Regions from separate parts of the Mus musculus genome. Here regions 1, 2 and 3 are each linked to region 4. A link is a loop called in an ENCODE intact Hi-C map of the cell type or tissue named here. Cell type or tissue: heart. All regions are shown on one strand. Links, peaks and the distances in the headings refer to the core of each region. The heading gives the core; the rest is flanking DNA. Region 1 holds the start of Mir6931 (microRNA 6931). Region 2 holds the start of Gm39395 (a long non-coding RNA gene). Region 3 overlaps Gm51919 (a long non-coding RNA gene). Region 4 overlaps Nmt1 (N-myristoyltransferase 1).

The links. Hi-C counts contacts between places; a loop is a spot of excess contacts. Peaks named below come from ENCODE experiments on the same cell type or tissue, not always from the same donor. Only the 100,000 strongest peaks of a DNase experiment are listed, where the experiment ranks them.
Region 1: it touches region 4 in a loop (3-fold over the local background); 8 of 42 quality-filtered maps call a loop at or near these places.
Region 2: a loop joins it to region 4, with 8 times the contacts of the local background. A loop is called at or near these places in 17 of 42 quality-filtered maps.
Region 3: a loop joins it to region 4, with 3 times the contacts of the local background. A loop is called at or near these places in 2 of 42 quality-filtered maps.

The regions. Positions count from the first base shown.
Region 1 is chr11:102,997,624-103,003,109 of GRCm38, reverse strand. It overlaps Dcakd (dephospho-CoA kinase domain containing), which reads left to right. Exons shown (of 5, transcript NM_026551.3): 2 at 2,754-2,960; 3 at 3,263-3,466. The coding sequence starts at 2,849. Gm34620 (a long non-coding RNA gene) reads right to left here. Exons shown (of 4, transcript XR_389059.4): 4 at 2,462-5,486. It overlaps Mir6931 (microRNA 6931), which reads left to right and starts at 3,189; the gene lies at 3,189-3,262. In heart, for the core only: a CTCF peak has its summit at 3,597; DNase peaks (open chromatin) are centred at 3,339, 3,829 and 4,389; H3K4me3 peaks cover 631 bases; H3K27ac peaks cover 3,259 bases.
Region 2 is chr11:102,898,824-102,904,351 of GRCm38, reverse strand. Gm34560 (a long non-coding RNA gene) reads right to left here. Exons shown (of 3, transcript XR_880232.3): 2 at 984-1,239; 3 at 1-191. It overlaps Gm39395 (a long non-coding RNA gene), which reads left to right and starts at 2,251. Exons shown (of 2, transcript XR_880234.3): 1 at 2,251-3,585; 2 at 4,266-4,315. In heart, for the core only: a CTCF peak has its summit at 3,356 (motif pointing left); a DNase peak (open chromatin) is centred at 3,361; H3K27me3 peaks cover 1,188 bases.
Region 3 is chr11:103,156,997-103,162,524 of GRCm38, reverse strand. Gm51919 (a long non-coding RNA gene) reads left to right here. Exons shown (of 3, transcript XR_003949776.1): 3 at 1-126. Among named protein-coding and RNA genes, the nearest start is that of Gm51919, 11 kb to the left of the region's middle. In heart, for the core only: CTCF peaks have their summits at 859, 3,304 (motif pointing right) and 3,817; DNase peaks (open chromatin) are centred at 3,334 and 3,764; H3K4me3 peaks cover 1,152 bases; H3K27ac peaks cover 1,185 bases.
Region 4 is chr11:103,052,532-103,058,059 of GRCm38, reverse strand. Nmt1 (N-myristoyltransferase 1) reads right to left here. Exons shown (of 12, transcript NM_008707.4): 5 at 2,771-2,862; 6 at 1,561-1,677; 7 at 525-695. Among named protein-coding and RNA genes, the nearest start is that of Gm42090, 7.6 kb to the right of the region's middle. In heart, for the core only: a CTCF peak has its summit at 3,057 (motif pointing right); DNase peaks (open chromatin) are centred at 1,239, 3,059, 4,313 and 4,669; H3K27ac peaks cover 211 bases.

The sequences.
Region 1 (5,486 bases), core at 487-5,486, 55 kb after region 4:
GTAACCCGAGCTAGCCTGGGCAGGTCCCTTCAGGCTCTGCTCACTATCTGTTGCAATAAAAGTGTGAGGAGCCAGCACTTGGGAGGCAGAGGCAGGCGGATTTCTGAGTTCGAGGCCAGCCTGGTCTGCAAAGTGAGTTCCAGGACAGCCAGGGCTATACAGAGAAACCATGTCTCAAAAAACTAAAAAAAAAAGGTGTGAGGATCGGGCTGGCGAGATGTCTCAGCGGTTAAGAGCACTGACTGCTCTTCTGAAGGCCTTGAGTTCAGATCCCAGCAACCACATGATGGCTCACAACCACCCATAATGAGATTTGACTCCCTCTTCTGGTGCATCTGAGGACAGCTACAGTGTACTAATGAATAATAATAAATTAATTTAAAAAAAAAGTGTGAGGATCCAGTCTGAGCCCTGCCATACACCAGAGTTGCTCTATCCCCAGAGATTGTGATTGCACCCATTCCGAGGAGGTGTGTGGGCAGCTCTGTGGAGGGAGGTTGAGGGCAGCTTGGCTAGATGGACTTCCATTTACCCTCAGCTGATTCTGACAGGTGACTGTTGGTGGCTTTGTTTTTGTGTGGGAAGCTGGCCCTTACCTCTCCACTCTAGACTGCTGTTCAGGAAGAGGGACAGATGTTCCTCGCTTTAGAGCAGGACTTCCTTGTTTTCCACCCAAATCCCCTTTTCACCAGAATGTGACTCTGGGTATGTGGATGTTAGTGGTAATCATCAAGGAATTGATTTTAAACCAGGTGGTGGTGGCGCACGCCTTTAATCCCAGCACTCAGGAGGCAGAGGCAGGTGAATCTGAGTTTGGAGTGAGCATGGTATATAGAATACATTGCCGGACAGCCAGGGTTACACAAGAGAATACCTGTTTTGAAAAAGCAGGTAGGTTTAAGGGCAGGCACAGTTGCTAAGCAAGTAAAGATGCTTAGAACACTTTGGCATACACAAATCTGTACACCAGCAGCTATACTGTTTTTACATAAATATATGTGTGAGTGCCATATATGCATGTATGCCAGGTTTGTGCCTGGTACCTGCAGGAGCCAGAAGAGGGTGGCAGATTCCTGGAACTGGAATTACGAATGGTTATGAGCCACCATGTAGGTGCTAGGAATCGAAACTGGATCCTCTGCAAGAGCAGCAAGTGTTCAAAAAACCACTGAACCATCTCTCCAGCCCCTTTCTGGCTTTTTTTTTTTTTTTTTTGAGTCAGGATCTTGCTATGTATACCAGACTGGCCTCAAACTTATAACAAATGCCTTGCCTTTTGAGTGCTGAAATATGCCTCACCCAGGAAGAATTAAATCAAGGTTGAGGGCCATTTCAGAAAGTGTTGGAAATTCTGCTCTAATTCTAAGTCCAAAATAATTTGATTTTTTTTTTTTTAATGAAATTCAAGTCAGCAACTCAGACAGTAATTTCAAAATCAAACATTCGGGTACTATACTCCAACCATTCACTAATTTCATCCTTAAATGCTAAAGAATGGCAGAGGAGAAATACTCTTTCCTTTCTGTAATTAAACCACTGTGTTTCTGTACGAGTAGGTAATTTTGTGCACGGAGGGAAAACACTGTAATTCCTAACACAGTAGTCTCCCATAGGTGCTTCCAGCAGTGTTTGCTGGCATTGGATAGCAGCATGGCACTGGTTGTGAAGTCATGGCATGGCCAAGAGCTACCAGACACACATGAGCCATTTTGAGAGTTGTTTAAGTGAGTGTTTGGGTGTACATATGGAGACCAGAGAACAACTCTCAGGAGAGGTGGTTCTCTCCTTCCACCACGTGGGTCCCAGGGATCAGACTCAGGCAGTCAGGTGACAGTAGGCACCTTTGCCTGCTAAACCACCTCACTGGTCCTCTGACCCATCTCGTAGTTTTGTTTTGCTCACTTTTAGAAACGAAGTCTAGTCCAGGCTGTCCAGGAACTTAACACATAGCCCAGTCTTCTGTAAAGTTCTGAGTGCTGGGGTTAGAGTGTCTCACTTTGTACCTAATTGAAAAGCCACTCTTGAGGGACAGCAGGTCGAGACACCGAATGTGACTCTGTCACAAGGGTCCTCTTGATAAGAGGGACATGACCAAGGGGTGACAGTACCCTCAGGCTAACTTGTAAATTGTGGCATTCTTTAGTCTCTGTTTAGACTCGAGTCTGTGGGAGATGCCCGTGACCCGTGTGAGAATGAGCTAGGCACATGGAAACTTGTAGGCTGGTTTCTTGTTATCCCGTGCCACACCAGAGTGGCTGTTTCCCCCTGTTGTCTGATGTGTCTTCAGGAGAGGCAAATTCATTTCCATGTGGGCTCAGGCAAGGTATAATTAGGACAGTAAATCTGTAGGTTAACAAAAGTGGCTTTGACAGATTTCAGGCCCTCCTAAGAAGGGCATATACACAATGTATTTAAAAATGTAATTAAAGAAAAAAAAGATTTAAAGAAACCGAGAGCTAGAGCCGTGGCACAGACCTTTATTTAATAACCGGTGCTCAGAGACCTAAAGCAGAAGACTAGTGAGTTCAAGGCCTGCAGGGACACACTAATGAGCCCCTGGGGATATGGTTTATTAGAACAGCACTTGCCTGGCATGCACAAGGCCCTAATGTCCAGCCCATCCCAACACCCACAGTCCTGGAATTTAACTCTCAGAAACAGCCCCAAATCTCCCCACGCCTAGGGCTAGGCCTTGCCCAGCCTTGTGTCTTCGTGCCCACTGCTGACCAGGCCTGCATGTCTCTTAACAACAGGATTTCCCAGCCTGGTGGAGCAGCCGACTGGCGAGTGTGCCAACTGTCCCGTGCTTCCCAGCTCCTACCTTGCCTGTCTTCTCTCTCCTGGGAAGATGTTCCTGGTGGGGCTGACGGGAGGCATCGCCTCAGGCAAGAGCTCCGTCATCCAGGTATTCCAACAGCTGGGCTGTGCTGTAATCGACGTGGACGTCATTGCGCGGCACGGTGAGTGCACAGCAGCGTCCCCTGTGCTTCCATCGTTAGACTCTGTCTTCTTAGAGTGTCCTGGCCTCCGCTTACCCTGGAGGTTCTTCTGCTTATTCTTCATCCTCCTCACGATCCAGTCGTCCTAAACTCAGCTCCATCACCGGCTTGAGGGAGTCCTTGTGCTCTGCTCTGCCCCTTCGTTTATTTTGGCTCCAACCAAAGAAAGAGCCTTGGAGTCCCCCGTCAGTCACTGGGGTGGGGAGTGGGGGACTTCTGAATCACTAGAGGCTCTGGAATGACCCAACCTCTTCATACCCCAGTTGTCCAGCCAGGGTATCCTGCCCACCGGCGTATAGTAGAGGCCTTTGGCACTGAAGTCTTGCTGGAGAATGGCGACATCGACCGCAAGGTCCTCGGAGACCTGATCTTCAACCAGCCTGACCGTCGGCAGCTGCTCAACTCCATTACCCACCCTGAGATCCGCAAGGAAATGATGAAGGAGACCTTCAAGTACTTTCTCCGAGGTGAGACTCCAGATGACCCCCTGACAGAGCAGGGGCCTTTCTCTGTTTGAGGCTGGGCCAGGCTAGGAGTTGGCTGACTAGAAGGCTTAGTGGTCTAGCTCCCCCTGTCAGTCACAGTGTGGAGACTCCTTCCTGGAGAGTATGAGGTCAAATGTCCTGTGTAAGCATAGCCAGGCTCTTGTTCTTCACACCTCAGCTTCTTGTGTATGCAGTAGGGAATGTCCCCCTAGCACGTCCTCTGGTCAGCACTTCCCTCTGAGAGACATCAGTGAAAGCATCTATACTGTTGGCCGAAACCTGTCCCTCAGTCCCTAAACTGCTGGGCAGGCCGAGCTGGCTCCTAGCACGTGCTTCTGTAAGTGCGCTCCTGCTGTTTGTCCCTGACACACTGCCTGCCAGGCCACCACTGTGCCACTGCTCCCTCTGCCCACCCTGCCTGGCAGAGCCTTCTGCCTTTCCTTTCTGCCCTTTCCATTTGCTCCCAGGCCAGCTCTGAGTACACTTGCAGAGCCGTGAGGCACCGGTGGCAGCTTCCCCTTTCTGAAATTAAGCATCGGATAATGTCACCAGCTCCAGAGCTCTCCTGTAGTGCCAGCCACCCAGCCTCCCCACCTCCCCAACCAGCACCACTTAAATAAAAGCCAGAAAGCTCTTTTCAGTTCGATAAGGTGAAAAATGGGGACGACAGCTGTGGCTTCCACAGTCCCAGCTTCTCCCCGATGAGTTTAACAAATACAACTGTCAAAGTTGGTATAATCACATGTCAGATAAGATCAGCAGCTGCTGGGGAGGTCTCTGCGTAGGCAGGCGGATGTCTTAATAGAGTCAGGATAGTTTGCAGGGCTTATCAAGTAGGAGGCATGTGACAGCTGAATAGCCCTTTACCGGTGAACCAAAGAGCTGGCTTCCAGCTCCCAAGAGGGACCCAGGAGAAAGGACAGTGAGAGGAGAGGGGGGAGGGAGGGGACAGGAAAGGGAGATAAGAGGCCCAGGGAGGGCCTGGTCTTTTCTGTGGCTCAGTGCTGGAGAGGGTGAGCCGGGAGGTGCAGGGGCACAATGCGAGCTTCACTTTCTCCTCCCAGAAATACTACAGTAACGCCTGTCATTTAGGGAGCGCTTAGCTGAGGGGCCTGGCTACCGCTCAGTGGTTATACACCCTCAGCTGTGCCCAGCACCCTGTTAAGGACGTGAGGTCATGTGGGGTGCTGCAAACCAAGGTGTGTCAGCAGAGTCAGGACCCCAACACCCTCATCAGCCAAGGCTTCTCTTAGGCTTCCTGAGCACAGACTGTGGGGAGCAGTAACCCCAGCAGCTAGTGTGCGGTTTTGTGGTTGAAAGTGTAGGATGAAACACCTCCGGCCCGGGGTCTCTGAGTGACCCCAGTCCCTGTCCTTTCCTACCGCCTTTCGCCTCCCCCCCCCCCAAGCTCTGTTCATCCACAGAGGGCCCAAGGGGCAGCGGGAGGGCGCATGTAACTGTTGGATGTGCCCTCCACGACGTGCTAGGACATCACCTCTCTCTGCCTTCAGCTGTGGCAGGGCCTGGAGTGCTTTTTCTCCATTGAGGGAATCCTGTAGTTAGCACCAGCTACCCTCGCTGCTCTGTACAAGTGTCTCACGGAAAGTCACAGAGGTGGCCATTGGGACTCTTTAAAAGGTGGCCGTGTCTGGACCTGGCTTCCAAGAATGGGCTTCTCCTTTAAGGTTTTTTGAACCAGTGTGAAATGAAATAGGACAGAGAGGCCTCAGCACCTCCCTGAAACCCTTCCCGGTCTCCTACAGCCCTTGCTCTATCTCGCCTCTGGTTAGAAATAACTTGTATACCTGAGGACGCTTTACCCTGAGCACCTAGTCCTCCATCCGGTCTGCACAGGAGAACGTCCCAGCTCCTTGGGTTCCGCTGCTCCTCATCTGGAGCTCCTTGCCCTCCTCATTCCACGTAACTAAGTCTTGCCTGCTCTTCAAAGCCAGTGCAAATGCCAGCCCTTCTCCAAGGTCTTCCCTGCCCAGCCAGCCAGAAG
Region 2 (5,528 bases), core at 311-5,310, 150 kb after region 4:
CACAGCTCCCTCGAAGCCATCACAGATGCACATCTGTATCCCATGGCAGCTTGGCACAGCGCTTTCCCTTCAGGAGGCCTTGCTGAGTGATGGCTAGATTCCGATGGAATAACTTCTCCATTTCCTGGGGTCTTCACATACATTACCCCTTCTGGTCATCGCTACCACCCTTTGGGTGCAGAGGCAGTCGGCTTGGGGCAAGGCAACCAGAAACCAGGGTTAGGAGGGCATATTCTGTACAATAAGTTTCTTGCATGAGGCAGAGTTTGCCCAGGCTGGGGGCAGCCTGACAGTGGGAGAGGTCACTCTTGACAAGGATGTTCAGCAGCTAGCCATTCACTTGGCAAACATTTGTGGCTCCGTGGTACAAAGTGTGCTCTCGGGGGACCCATAAAATTGTACAAAGACTCTGGGCTGATGGGGACTAAGCATACGCATCTCCTGCCCTCAATCACAGGAGGTCAGGCTGAGAGCTTGCCGTGTGGTGTCCTGCATGCCATAGGCAGTTGGGACTGCAGGAGGGTGGCAAGCTGATATCCAGCTTCCGTCTGACTTGCATGAGCGGTGAGACTCTGAGATTGGATTGTTCTTTCATAGAGTCATCCACAAGACATGGTAATCAATGCCTCCCTGTCCACCATAGACCCACCTCTCCCTGCACCATCCCGGCCCTGCTCCTGTGAGTTTAGAAATTCTGTCACTCCACACATCCCCTATAGCCACCCACTTGCTCACACCGGGGCTCAAATCTGGACCTGCCGTGGGAGTATACATTTCTACCCAGTTCATTAAATCAGGCTTCTGACCAAGAGATGAAGATCTCTGTGGTAGAAGAAGGGCTGGCATCTATCCCTGTGCTGAAATAAACAGCAAAATCTACCTTCTGAGTTTCTCCTGCATGTAGCCTTCCGCTTCCCAGATTTCCAACCTGGGGACTCTCCTTGGCAGTTAATTCATGAGTTCTGTCCTGGAGTCCCACTCACCTGTTTCCAGAGTCTTCCTGCAATGCTCTCATGGCTCTGGCCTCTGCTTGAGGGTTCCTGGTACCAGATAGAATCATGTGGTCTGGACTTTCATACTTTTTTTGTATTTGTGTGCTTGCTTGCTTGTTTCCTTGAGACAGGATCTGTCTATGGAGTGCTGTCTGTCTTGGAACTCATTATGTAGACCAAGCTGGCCTGGAACTCAAAGTGATCCTCTGGCCAAAGGCATGTCCTGCCATGCTGGCTTGCCATAGTTCTGTGAAGAGGAATACAGGACAGCTGGGGATAAATGTTGAGGGAGGAAGAGACCAGATTTACCCCGAGGAGTCTGAGAACTGTGTTTTCTGATTATTTGTTTTTATTTCATGTGTGTTGGTGTTTTGACTGTATGTATGTCTATGTGAGTATGTCAGATCCCCTGGAACAGGAATTACAGATAGTTGTGAGCTGACACGAGGGTGCTGGGAATTGAACTTGGGTCCTCTGGTAGAGCAGTAGTTTTCAATTAAGCCTCAAGGCTCTCCTCTGCTAGGCACAGCCCCATCCATTGGTTCATCCTATCTACTTGGAGGGCTGCTAGGCTGGAAATGGTGGTTATCAGCCCTTTTCTCCCATCAGGGCCACATCTGGTCCCTGCCCATCACCCTCCCTGAGGTACCCAAGGCAGGGGGAGGCAATGTGGGGAGAAGGCGCAAAGCAGACTGGGAAAGCAATTAAAAAGTAGATCTCAGGGTAAGAGACCAGGAGGTAAAGGACAAGCTGGAGTGGGTCTGGCTGGGGCTGTGAAAGGCGAGAGAGAAAGGGCCTGAGCTTATTAACCCTGCCACAGCTGCCTGGCCCCAGGACCCGTGGAAGTAAATGAGCTGATGACACCACCAAGGGAAAGAGGCGGCGCCCCAAGGAGGAAGAAGAAAGGATTCTGGAGTCCAGTCTAGGATTATTCTGCAGCTACGGAAGCTGATTTCTAGTCAGCAGAACCTGTCTGGGGCACAGGCTATAGGTGGGAGAGTGAATGGTCCCTGCTCTGAGGCAGGAGGTCCTCTCCAAGTGAAGACAGAGACAGCCCTTATACTTGCATGGGTGAGAAGCTGGAGAGATGGCTCAGTGGTTAAGAGCACCGACTGCTCTTCTGAAGGTCCTGAGTTCAAATCCCAGCAACTACATTGTGGCTCACAACCATCCGTAATGAGATCTGATGCCCTTTTCTGGTGCATCTGAAGGTAGCTACAGTGTACATAGATATAATAATAGATAATTTTTTTTTAAAAAAAAAGAAGAAGCTAGTCCTATTGTGGCATCTTGATCTGGGTGGAATAGACCCTGATCTGAAGGGGATGACAAGATACTAGCATCAGGAAATCCCCACCTGTAGGGGAAGACTCAGCTCATCTTCCCGGGAGGACTCAGGCAGAACTGCACAGGGCACCCAAGCATGAAAGTTATTAACACACCAAAAGTTTCTGGAATCCTATGAAGTTGAGAACCTCAAGTCTAGGGAAGGCAAGCGAGAACAGTTACCCACTGGGAGACTAGGAGGGCAAGAAAGTGGGTTAGAGGGGAGCAACATCTACTTCAGACTCCACACAGTTTGAAGAAAACGTGGAGCTGGGCTGTGGTTGTAGACAGTCCTTTCTAACAGGCACGGCCGTTACCTTAGGTTTGAGCCCCAGCATCGAGTAAAGCAGGCATGGTGGTGCACACAAGGAATCCCAGCACCCAAGAGGTGGAGGCAGGAGGATCACAAGTTCACAGTCATCCTTAACTACATGCATAGCAAGTCTAAGGCCAGCCTGGGGTATATAAGTCTGTCTCACAAACCAACAGTAACAACAAAGAAATAACAAGAACCCACCTAAGTCCCCTGTAGGACCTGAAGCCACCAACAGAGGTCTAGGAGGAAATGGCATTGACTCCCACTCTCTTTACCCAGTGTTGTAGCCACACGCCCATGTGGTCTTCCTTGGAAGGGTCTCACATACTCCCAAGGAGGCAGTAGGACTTGGCAGCCTTCACTCAAGTTCCTGCCCCTCCTGGCCAACCCATCATAGAAACACTGAAATATGGTAAATAGGAGGAGGCGTTATTGGCATGGACGCAGTGGCTTGTCATCGGTGCCTGCTGTGAGTCTCTCTCACTAACAATCCTCACTATGTTCTTGGAGTCCTCATTTCACAGATAGGGAAATGGAGAATCAGAGATAGTGTCATCTAAAACGTCACAGCCTCCAAAGAACCAAAGTGTTGCTTTCTCCTCAAGAGGGCACTGCCACAGCTGAGGGAAAACAAAAAACAAAACAGAATGACCAGCCGAGGGATACCTTGGAAAAACCACTAGGAAGGAAACCCTGTTTCTTCCACCAGCTCAGCACTGCCATCTAGTGGCCCTAGACCTCAATTCCCCTCCTTCAGCCTCAGCCAGTCTTGATTCCCACCACCACGCTGCACTGAAACTGGGCAGGGCGAGTGTACAAGCAGGTACAACAGGTGACAGTCCAATTACATGGCCACTTGTGGGACTGGCGTCTGTGGGAACCATCAGGAACTGTGCCTATGAGCTGAGACCGGAAGTGGGATTGTCCCAGGAGGCGTTGACCCTTTGCCTGGTAGGTGAACGATCATCTTTCAGACTCTAGTACACGAAGAGGGACACAAGGAGGCCATCTTATCCCCACTCTGGCTTGAAGCTGAGCTCAGCTTGGCTGTGGGCTCGGTAGTGAGGTATCCAAGCATCTGTCTCCTTGGTTGACAGCACCCTGCCATGGAGTCTAAAAGTCTGCTGGAGTTTGGCCTGAGGCTTTGGTGTTGGAGAGTTCTGCTTGGGAAAGTTGAAAAATGGGAAGCCAGAGGATGAGGCATGAGCCTGGCTAGGAGGATGGGAACGCCAGCCGTGACGGGGAGGGCAGAAGGCCTGCCTGTTTTCCTACCAAGTCCCTGTCTGGGGCAGATACACATGGGTATGGCGAGCCGTGGGCTAGGGACTTGGTTAGAGGCTTACAATTGTTGGCTGTGCAACAGTAAGCTTAGTTAAATGAAAGCAGAGAGTGGAAAGCAATACAGCTGTTAAAACGATGATAGAGGTAAATGTTTATTGATTTAGAAAGATGTTCACAACATATTGTTGAAAGAAAAGCAAATTACAAAATAATTGGTGCAGTCTGGGCTTGTTTTGAAAAAAATGTATTTATTTGTATAGAAAAATCTGGCCATGTTTATCTCCATGTGGCAAAAGTATGGCTAATTAAATATTTATATTGCTTATATGTGTTTTCTGGTTTCTCTACAGTGAATGGGTAATAAAAATACTAATAATGAAAGTTTGTACATCAACTGCAACCAGAAATGTCTTTCTTTTGTCTCTATGCACAAAGACCCTTTGAAAGAGCATAGCAAAGATCTGAAAGACTAGTGGGGTTAAAACGAGACTTGGGCCTACATCAGGATCCCAGGGAGGGGCTTGTAGGACAGTCGCTGGAGAACTCCTTGGCTGGTAATGAAACAAACTTACATACACAGGAGGTGTGGTGGCTATTCCTGATTGTCAATTTGACTATGTCTGGAATGAACTACAATCCAGAATTGGAGAGCACACCTGTGATCCAGAGCTTAAGGCTGGAAGACACAGTTTCTGACCCGGATCTTGGCATGGAGATCTTGAGGCATAGTGGCCATGAAAAGCTTAGACCCAAGCAAGGTAGTACATGCCTTTAATCCCAGAAGACTCGGCAAGGAGATCTCTGAGTTCAAGGTCAGCCTGGGACGAAGCAAGTCCTAGATCCAGGTGTGCCAGCACATCTGTTGGAACCTACTTCTACAGAAGACCAGCTGAAACAACTAGCCTCGTGGGTGGGACTGAGCAACTACTAGATCCTTGGTCTTCCCATCCACAGCTGCTCATTGTTGGGTTAGTTGGACTACAGACTGTACATCATCACAATAAAGTCCCTTAATCTATAGAGGCGTTCCATAAATTCTGTGACTAGAGAACCCTGACTAACACAGGAGGGATTCTCCAGCGTTGCTGACAAACCTTTCCTACCCTCGTCATATCTTTTTCCTTCAGAACCACTCTGTTTATACCTGGAAAGATGGGCCACTCCTATTCTGTGAGATGTGTCCTGAGTTAAAGGCTAATCTCTAGTAAGGCTCTTCCTTTAAAGTCCCCTACTCTTTACCTTCCCAACTTATAGAAGTATGAAAAGTCACCAGAGGCAGAAGGTGGTCTCACAAATCTTTAATCCCCAAAGGGTAGTTGGCTTTCTGTGAATTCCATACCTGCTTGATCCACATATGAACTACAGGGGGACATGATGAGGTCCAGTCTAAAGGTCACTGGCAACCTCTCTCAAGATCTCCCTCACTATGCCATTATTCAGGATTGGGGAAGATGTGGCTGGAGCCTAAGGGGCTCTTCCCTTCCCTATGGTGGGACTCATTAGGAGAACCTCAGCAAGCAGCCCACTGTAAGCTCAAACAAATACCATGTCGCTGGTATGGAGTATAGGCTGTTGCTATGACAGGAACTCAGGGGTCTTAACTGGCTTGAGCG
Region 3 (5,528 bases), core at 297-5,296, 100 kb before region 4:
GTCCGCATGGTGACTCATAACTGTCTGTAACTCCAATTCCAGGGGATGTGATTCCTTCCTCCGGTCTGCAAGGGAACTGCAAAACACTATACATATAAAATAAAAATAATTCTTTTTCAAAACTAATCCTTTTTTTTTTTAATGCATGTTGCCACATGAGTGCAGTGCCAACAGAGGCCAGAAGGGGGCGTAAGATCCCTGGAGCTTGAATTACTGGAGGTTGTAAGAAGCCTAATTTACAGAACTGAGAACCAAATCTGGATCCTCTGGAAAGGCAATATATGCTCTTTACCAATGAGCATCTCTCGAGGCACACACTCCCCTCGTCTGCCTTCTTTCTTTCCTTTCTTTATTTTATTTATCTATTTTATGTATTTATTTATGTATTTATGTATTTATGTGTTTATTTGTTTGTTTGTTTGTTTGTTTAAAGATGGAGTTCTTTGACCCAGGCCTGCCACCATGCCCCAGTTTATGCAGTGCTGGAGATAGACCAGCATTCTACCGACATCCCCAGCACCTTTTTTTTTTTCTTAAACCAAAAACTAGTCAAGAACAGTTGAGGGCCTGCCCAAGGCTAGAGAAGGTGGGAACACGTGGGGTTTTGGGTTTTTTGTTTGTTGTTTGGTTGGTTTTTTTGAGACAGGGTTTCTCTTTGTTGACCTGGCTGTCCCAGAACTCACTCTGTAGACCAGGCTGGCCTCAAACTCAGAAATCTGCCTGCCACTGCCTCCCAAGTGTTAGGATTAAAGGCGTGCACCACCACTGCCCAGCCGGGGTTTTGGTTTTCAAGGGGAGGTGGGAACTGGCCCCAGTTACCAGTGAGGTACTGGAGAAACAGTGGCGCCACCACATGGACAGGAGGAAAGGGGAAAAAATGACTGACAGAAACAATGCCTCCATTCCAGATCTTCCAGCTCTGAGCAACATTGCTGAGGGAGTCTGGGCAGGAGGTGGAGTCAGAAACAACAGAGGACAGAGGGCTGGGCGCTGAGTGGCAGGCCCGAGGGGCGGGGGAGGCAGGGGCGCTGGGACCCAAGTCAACAGCCAGGAGAATCCAGGAGTGGTGGCCTGGGCTTGTAACCCCCACCCCACCCCAAACAAACAGAAGGACCTCTGGGGTTTCTGGCCAGCCAGCGGGGCCCCAGTGTGGAAACCTGTCTCAAAAATTAAGGCAGGCAGATTTCTTGAGGAAGGACTCCCAAGGCTGACCTCTGATGTCTACACACATGCGAGCACACAGGTACGCACACCTGCCGCTGCACACGCATGTGCGCTCACACTCACACGCCCCAAATAAGAGAAAGCCAGGCATGGAAGCAAGTGCCTTTAATCACAGCACTCAGGAGGCAGAGGCAGGCAGATCTCTGAGAGTCTGGGGCCAGCCAGGGTAACGCTCGAGTCCCTCGTCTCAAAATAAGTAAAGAAATCAAAGGAAAAAGACAGACATGATGAACGGACATCTGATCCCAGTCTAGCTGGTGCACCAGAGGAAATAAAGAGTCTGTGAGAAAAGAGACTCGCCGAGCACTGGGTACCACTGGATAAGTTAGTGTTAAGTTCCTGAAGGTGAAAAGGCCATGCTGATGCAAGACAGAGCTCTTGGGAAATAAATGCCCACTGCAGTATTTGCCAGCCGAGGGTCATGTGCTCGAGGCCCGGCTGGTGATTAAGTGGCCTTTAGTGAGTGCTAAGCACAGGCCCTCCGGCCTCCTCCTCAGAAGTCTTAGAATATATTTAATACACAGATAAAAGAGAACAAATAGGGCAAAATTTTAACGAAATCATTTTTTAAAACTTTTCTATAATCTTCCATATCCTAATAGCCACCCAAGTATGAGTTCAGATCACAACACTCACTACAAAAATAAAAAATAAAAAATAAAAAAACAGTATTCGTAGTGTCCGCCTGTAATCCAGAGTTGGAGAGGAGGAGAAGCCGGATCTCTGAGGCTGATCATCTAGCCAGTGCAGCCAATCAGTGAGCTCTAGATTCAGGGAAAGAAAATTCAAGTAAGGGCCTTAGGAAGTAAGGGTGCCTGCTGCCAAGCCTGCCGACTTGAGTTTAATCCCTGGGACCCACATGGTGGAAAGAGAGAACAGCACACATGCACACACACATACACACACAAACACACACACACACACACACACACACACAATATATATATATATATATATACATATATATATATATACACACATATATATACATATATACACACATATACATATACACACATATACATACACACACACATATATATACATATATACACACATACATATACACATAAATATACATATATACACACATATACATATACACACATATATATACACACATACACACACATATACATATATACACACATACATATATACACACATATACATATACACACATATACATATATACATACACACACACACACATATATATATATATATATATATTTTTTTTTTTTTTTTTAAGTACTCCAGTGGTGATGCCGGTGGTGATGGTGGTAGCTGTGCATACCTTCAACCTCAGCACTCAGAGAGCAGAGGCAGGAGGGTCTCTTCGGTTCAAAACCAGCCTGGTCTAAGAGCAAATTCCATGACATCCAGGGCTCACAGAGAAACTGTGCCTTTCGGGGAGGGGGGTGGCAATTAAGGTGAAAGAGCCTGGAAGGTGGCTCAGCAAGTGTGAAGCCTGGTAGGTGAGAAGAGACTCCTAAATGTTGTACACACACACACGCTTTGCCACACACAAAAATTATCCAAGTAGCATAGGTCTGGAATCCCAGCAGAACAGCTCCAAGTCTCAGGTTTACCCGAGCTGTGGAGCAAATTCAAGCCACTCGTGAGACCCATCTCAAAAGTAAAAATACAGCTAGCCTGACATGGTGAAGCAGGCCTTGTGAACTGAAGCCAGCCTGGTCTACAATGTGAGCTCCAGGACAGTCAGGCTAAAGAGACTGCACAGCGGTACTGTGCTTGCTAGCATGCGCGAAGTCCTGAGTTCAATCCACTCTAGCCTCAAAGTCTGCAGGCAAAAAAAAAAAAAAAAAAAAAAAAAAAAAAAAAAAAAAAAAAGCAAAACAGCTATCCAAACCAGGAATCTCCCAAAGTTAGAGATGTTATTGTTTATTTCGCTTCCAGAGCTGGCCGAGAACCAGCAGTGTCCCGGGAGCACGCGGTAGAATGAGGGGCACAGGTGGCCGGAAAGGCAGAGTCCTCTCGCTTCAGAGCATTCCTGCCTGCCGACATTTTCTGATCTGACAGCTGGAGTGGCCAAGGACCCAGGCCAGGACTCACCGACAGGGTCCCCGGGCTGTGCGGACCCGGACGGCAGGTGGCGCTGTTGAGTCAACACTGGCAGAACCTGACTGAGCGCCATGGGAACCTGGAGCGGGTCAGCCATTGGATTTTCTTCCAGAACCCAGGGCCCAGGAGCTGTGTGTAGCCTCGCTGACACTCCCCGGACCCGGCCTCCAGCTCTCAGGCTGCCAGCCTTTCCTATGACTTCCCTCCCTACAGCCGATGCCCCAAGGCCACCAACCCCTCACAGGATGCCAAGTGGAGGACAGAGGAGGAGGCATGGGCAGGCTTCATTCAATTCCTGGCTCTAGAGTCTAAGTAGCAAATTAATCTTCCCCTTCCCTCCGCCCTGTCCTCCCTCCTCCCTTTCCTCCTCCTGGGCAGCTCTATCTAAGTCGTTCAAAACAAACATGTTTTCAGCCCATCCCACGCTTGCCCTGCTGGGACCTATTCAGAAACGCTAAGTCCTGGACTCCAGTTCCTTCTGTGGGATCCAGGGGGCAGGGTAGACATGGGAAAGGGCTGACAGCAGGTCTAGGTGCTGGGGTGGAGGAGGGGCAGGCAATACAGTCTTCCTGCAGTCTCCGAAGCAGGGACTTTCAGCTCTCTACTGGCCTACCCACGTTCAGCTCTCTGCTGGCCTTCCACAACTTTTCTGAGTTCCCTTCGGGAGATTTACCCGATGCACCGATGCACGCAAGGCTGACAGAGCTTGTCTGGGACCACCAAAGGTGCCAATATCTATGGTGACTTGTGCAAAGGTCCAGGTCTACCAGTGCTTTTTAGTAACATTTCCCAACATCGCGGGACTCCTCGTTCTTCTTTGGGATCAGCAGTTTACCTGGGATAAAATTCCCTTACTGAATTTGTCTCACCAGACCCATCCAGTGTTCTTCTTCCTGGGGCCTTACTTCTACCGGGACTGGGGGACAGGGAGGCCAAGACCCTGTAATAGGCTCACAGTGTGTTCTTTTTCAAATGTATCTTATTTATTTATTTATTTATTTATTTATTTATTTTAGGTTTTTCAAGATAGGTTTTCTCTGTGTAGCCTTGGCTGTCTTGGAACAGACCAGGCTGGCCTTGAGCTCAGAAATCTACCTGCTTCTGCCTGAGTGTTGGGACTAAAGGTACCACCACTGCCAGGCTCTTAAAAGAAATTCTTTAGGTGACAGAATTTGTCCTTGGCATTTAAGAGACTTCTGGGCAGAGGAGGAAAGAGGGGAGGAAAAGAAAAATAGAGGGGACAAGGATAAGGAGGAGGGAAAGATTATTTTGACTTTTTTTTTTTAATTGTGACTTCTTTAGAGTCAATTTCTCATGCATAAAATACAGTTGACATAGTGGTAGCAGTGGTGTCCTTAATCCCAGCACCTAGGAGGCAGAGACAGGCAGATCTTTGTGATTCTGAGGAATGTCTGCTCTACATAGTGAACTCCAGGCCAGCCAAGAGCTAACCGAGTAAGCCTCTGACAAAACAAACATGGAAACCTCATCCTAATGAAGCTGACGTGAGAAAAATAAAAGATGGGTTTCAAGCACTTGGTCATGACCTTTAACCTGGTTGGGGGGGGTGTCTTTGTTTGTTTGTTTGTTTGTTTGTGTTTTAGTTTGGTTTCCTTGAGACAAGGTCTTATGCAGTCTAGGCTATCTCCAAACCACTATGAAGCTGAGGCCAGCCTTCTCTTCTGATCCTCCTACCTCCACTCTAAGAAAGGCTGGGATGACAAGTGGATACCGTGACACCTGGCTTTCCAACAGATTGAATTTTAGAAAGGGAAGGAAAACAGTAACCAGGCCAGGAGTAGCAGCCTGTGGATCTCAACACTCACAGGCTCAGGCAAGGCAGAGAGTTCAAAGCCAGCCTGGACTACATAGGAAAATGAAGTGTGCCGGGCAGTGGTGGCACACACCTTTAATCCCAGCACTCAGGAGGCAGAGGCAGGCAGATTTCTGAGTTCGAGGCCAGCCTGGTCTACAGAGTGAGTTCCAGGACAGCCAGGGCTATACAGAGAAACCCTGTCTCAAAAAACCAACAAGCAAACAAACAAACAAATAAATAAAGGAAAATGAAGTGTTGCTGATTTTTGTTTGGGTTTACTGTCATTTGTTTCTAGACAAGATCTTGCTGTAGCCCTCAAACTCAAAGAGATATGCCTTACTTTGGCTTCCCAAGTACTGGGATAAAAATGTGCAAAGCCATGCCTGGATTTACTTTGTATTTA
Region 4 (5,528 bases), core at 393-5,392:
CAGGGAATCTTCCCTCCCTGCTCTTCCATTTCAGAAGCCATTCCTTGTTAGATCAGGTGTCTGGGGAGCACAATCCTCTCTCCGGCAATCAGGCCAGGGGAAGGCTGACAATGCCCAGGAGACTGGCAGGCAGGCGCTCGCTCCCCCTCCCGCCTGCTCTGTACTCTCCTGCAGTTATTATTTATGCAGCTCTCTAGGCAGAGAGGATTCAATTGTTTCAAACAACTTTCTAAGATGGAGGTCATCCTTAGATTACACAGGGATCATCAGACAAGCTCCCCTTGATCCACAAAATATTCATAACCCCTCCCCCCACTCTAACTGCTGGCAATCCCAATTCGACAATGTCTAATCTTTCTTCCCACTCCCTGAACCATACTCTCCCTACATTCCGAAATCTTCTCCATCTGCCTCTTTCCAGTACCCCATCCCCAAAAAAACTTGGCCCAGAAAAGGGCAATGCTGTGTCTCGGGGACATTCCTCCTCCCCTGCATTCCCAGGACCTGCAGGAAGCAACTCTTACCTGCAGGTGCCCACAGGCTTTGGCAACACCACTCCGGCAGTGTAAACAGCTTGGAAAATGCCCTCCAGGTGGACCCGCCGGGTGATCTCTCGGATCAAAACTGGAGCCACCCTCTTAGAGCGCAGCTTCTTGTGGACACACAGGAAGTTGATCTCCACCATCTTCTTCTCTCTGAAGAGAGGCAAATTGCTGACTTTCACAACTTTCCCCATTCAACGTAAGAGGAATCTTGCCAAGCAGGCAAACCTCACTCGAAGGGATGCACTCGGCTGTAGTCTCCATTGAGTAGTCACTACTGGGGACCCCACCCACTACCACTTTCTCCTTGGCAAGCTTGCCTCACACCATCTACTTCAAAACAGACGGGGGCGCCTTCAAATGCCTTTCTCTGAGGGCACCCCTAGCACTGCCCTGTGGAATCCTGAGAGTGGGCTGGGAGGCCCACCTGAGGCAAGCAATGGAGAAACCCCAGAGTAAATCAAGGCTCATCTAGATAGGAGACAAGGCTGATCTTGAACCTGCTAAGTAACTCGGGCCAGCCTTGACCCAAGCTTAGATTACAGGTGTGTCCCAGTGCCGGCAGATACTCCAAGGTTTTGGTTCTCACATGAATTTACAGCCTGTACACCCAGAAGATGGCCGCAGATGACTGTGAAACCATCTGAGCCTGAGTCACACTGGCTCCTGCCCATTTCTGACGCTGCTCAGTGTGTCAGCGTGTGACTGGGGCAGGAATGCAGGCGTGGATGGCCTCACTACAGGTCACAGACAAGGCTACCAGCTACAACTTAGAGATAGCCTCACTATGTAGCCTTGGCTGGCCTTGAACACAGGGCTCCACCTGCCTCTGCCACCATGTGCTGGGGTTAAAGGTGTGCGCCACCATGTATGTCAGAACATGTGGTTCTATGACTAGTGTCACTCCCAATACACAGATGCCTCCACTCCACCAGCCCCTCCATCCTCCTCCAACAGTGACTGCGTAGCCTTCCTCTTCCAAAACCGGCAAGATGATGGCCACAGGGCTGGTGCTTACGTGTCATAGATGTGGATGTTTGCTGGGATGGCACTGATGAACCCAACCAGTTTCCGACTTGAGACCACTCGGACCCCACAGTGCCACTGTGGGAGCCAACCTGGTGGCCGGAGAGCCCTGGAACAGAGACAGGGACAGGAGCTGTGGCACTGCTCATAGCAGGCAGGTACTAACACCTGGGGTTAGCAACTGTATTCTCTTTAGGACCAAGACTTCCTGGACACCAACACATCAAGACACAACCGTTTCTCACAGCACCTTCTTGTGCTGCAGATGGTGCCCAGTCTCGCACATACATTCCAGGCAAGTTCCTTGGTACCACACTACAGCACCACACAAGGTTCTGTAGGTCCCCTAGGCTGGCCTGAACCTTGTGACCATTCTGGTTCAGCCTTTTAAGTACAGCCGTATGCTAGGTTCTGTGTTTCTGTTTTTTGAAACAGGTTCTTATGGTGTAGCCTCAGCTGGCCTCGAACACACAGAGATTTGCCTGTCTCTGTCTCTGCCTCCCGAGTGCCGATTTTAAAGGTGTGTGCCACCACGCCCAGCCTTTATGTTCATCTCAAAGCTTGGACTGGAGGTCTTCTACGCAAAGAGCCAGTCGTCCTTTGGTAAGGAACTACACGGTGCTCTGAGACCCTGGGCTCTGTCCCGCCTCTCAGCATCGCTCCTTTCTGCTTTCCCTACCTCCCAGGGTGATCCTGCTCCACTTCAGCCTCGTGCCTCTATCTGCTGAGAGGTTGAGTGTAGCCCAGGATAGCAGATGGTTTATCCAGGATAGACTTTTTCTATAATTGAGCATGCTCAATAACTGGATTGTAAGGAACTTTCTTTCCAATCTTAAGGGCTCTTCTGCTCTTCTCCCCTTGAGAAAGTCACCATGGAGTATATGGTCTTTGCTGGGAAACAACTCTGCATGTCTCCCTCTAGCAATTTATTTTAAGGAAGGTTTCAGTTCTAAACACCACTTAAAGCAAGTCTCCAGATGTACAAACTGAGGGACACAGAGATTTCACACTCAGCGGCTGGCTCTTGGGATCTGCTACCTGCTTTGTCTTCTAACTAGGAGAGGTTTTGGAGACTGGAGACCAGGCTATTATCACACTAAACCTCTGGCTCCTTCGATTTCCTAGCCTCCAGAATCATGAGAAACAAATTCCTATTGTTTCCAAGTTAAATAAAGATATAAAAGACACCCCTTATGACTTACCACAAGAGAAACTCTGGGGAATAGTCGAATCGGAACATATTGTCATCATCTTCCACGTAGTTCTCGTTCAGGAGGGTGTACAGCTCTTTCAGCTGCGGAGAGAGAGGGAGCTCACTGAGATGCTCTGCCAAACGGGGCAACTTCAACTCCACGCAGCGCCAGGCTTCACAGAAGGACAAAGCAAACTACCAAATCCACCCCAGGTCTCACAATCCCTTTCAACCCAGGCATGGAACGTTGGCTTCTTTTAGAACAAGAACCCTTGGTTGCAATAAGAAATGGAACCACTAGAGGGCAGGGTCGCACACTTCAGTACACAGCTGCATCTATAGAACCTGCTAACCAACTACTTAAGATTACCCTGGTCCCCAGAGGAAGCCTCCCATTTTCTGTGAACATGCTTTGGAGAAGTGAGTTTGGGGGCTGATTAAGGAATCACTTACTTCCAGGACACCACTGCCATATTTAAAAAACCAAAAACATGATTGGATTTTTTCATTTAGCCCAACAAACTTTTTCTGCCTTCATAAGCCATCCCCATCAGTTGGCCCAAGTAGAAGAAAACTGGTTTAATGACCTGAGTTCAATTCCTGGAGCTCACATAAGGCAGAAGAGAACTGACGTCACAACACTGCCCTCTATCTCCACAGGGATATATGCTATGGCCCACACCTGCTTCTCATCTCCCATCCTCCCACCCCCACCTCACCAGTAAAAAGCTAAAGAAGGGGGCTGGAAGGGGGTTGGCAAGATGGCTCAGCAGGTAAGAGCACTGACTGCTCCTCCAAAGGTCCTGAGTTCAAATCCCAGCAACCACATGGTGGCTCACAACCACCCATAATGAGATCTGATGCCCTCTTCTGGCATATCTGAAGACAGCTACAGTGTACTTATGTATAATAATAAGTAAATCTTTAAAAAAAAAAAAAGGAAGAAGAAGCATCTGGGCGTGGTGGCGCACATCTTTAATCACAGCACTTGGGAGGCAGAGGCAGGTGGATTTCTGAGTTCGAGGCCAGCCTGGTCTACAAAGTGAGTTCCAGGACAGCCAGGGCTACACAGAGAAACCCTGTCTCGAAAAAAACAAAAACCAAATCAAACCAAACCAAACCAAACCAACCCCTCTGTTCCTAAGACAGGTATGGCAGAACTGCTGACGGTCCTTGAGAGGATCTCTACAATCTAGTTGAAGGAAAAAGGCACTTAATAAATTGGGAGGGTGTGTGTGTGTGTGTGTGTGTGTGTGTGTGTGTGTGTGTGTGTTTCCTTACAGAGAAAAAAATTCTAAATCCCTGATGTTAAAACAGGAGGATAACCAGTGTGGTCATCCTGCAATCTCGGTGCTCAGCAAAGTGAGGCAGGAGGTTTGACTCAAGTTCAAGGCCAGCCAGGGTTACATAATAAGACTCTGACTCAAGGGGAAATAAGAAAGTGGCCGGGGGAGTACGCGGGGGGAGTACGTGGCTCAGTTGGTAGAGTCCTTGTTGAATAGTCCAGTACACACAGAGCTCTGGGTTCAATCCCGAGCCCAGCAATCAGGTGCTGGCGACACACACCTGCTATACCAGCACATCCGCCTAAGAAACAAACCCTGAACACGTGCTGGGCATGGCGGCGTGGGACTGTCACTCCAGCACTTAGAAGCTCTCTGTGATCCCAAGGCCACCTTGCTCTACAGAGCAAGTTGCAGGCCTGCTAGGGCCACACAGTGAGACCCTTTCTCAGAACCAAACCAAACCAAACCAAACCAAACCAGAACTAAGTACATGGATGCATTCGCACCCACACTTGGGCACACCCGGTTCCTGCTAAACACACATGAAGAATGTGAATTAGACACTGGGGAGACGGCTCTGTGGTTAAGACATCTGCTGCACTTCCAGAGGACCCCGGTCACTTCCCGACACCCAGATCACATGTTCACAACCATCTATAATTAGCTCCAAATGTAGCGTTGGGCCCCACATGTCCTGTGCTGGTTAGTCTTGCCAAATTAACACAACCAAGCATATCTAGGGAGAGGAAATATTATTTGGGAAAATGCCTCCGTAAGAGTAGACTGTTTCAGGGGCTGGAGAGATGGCTCAGAGGTTAAGAGCACTGACTACTCTTCTGAAGGTCCTGAGTTCAAATCCCAGCAACCACATGATGGCTCACAACCATCCATAATGAGATCTGATGCCCTCTTCTGGGGTGTCTGAAGACAGCTACAGTGTACTTACAGATTATATATAAAGATAAATAAATAAAAAAGAGTAGACTGTTTCTGTCTTGACTTCCTGTTACTCATGGCGTGTAAGCTGAAATAAACCCTTTCCTCCCCAGGTTGCTTTTGTTCACGGTGTTTTATTACAGTAACAAAAGTCCTGAATAGGACAGTCACATACCCACATGCAAGCTCACCTTAAATCACTAGTAAATATAACAACAATAAAGAGGCAGCTACTGGGGTTGAAGCTCACTGTTTAGAGTGCTTTCTCAAGACATGAACCATTATTAAAAATGCACAAGGTGCTGGGTCGCCACTGAGGAAAGGCGTGGAGGGCAGGACCCTCAGCAGCCCAGGTCACAAGTCAAGCAAGGTACGGACAAGAAGCCAGGCAGTGTGTCAAATGCCTCTAATCCAGCATTTAGGAGGGAGAGGCAGGTGGTCTCTGTGTTCGAGGCCAGCCTAGTCTACATAGTGAGTTCCAGGATAGCCAGTTACGTAAGAGAGAGACAACTTGCCCCCAATACAAAACAAAATAAAAGAAAACCA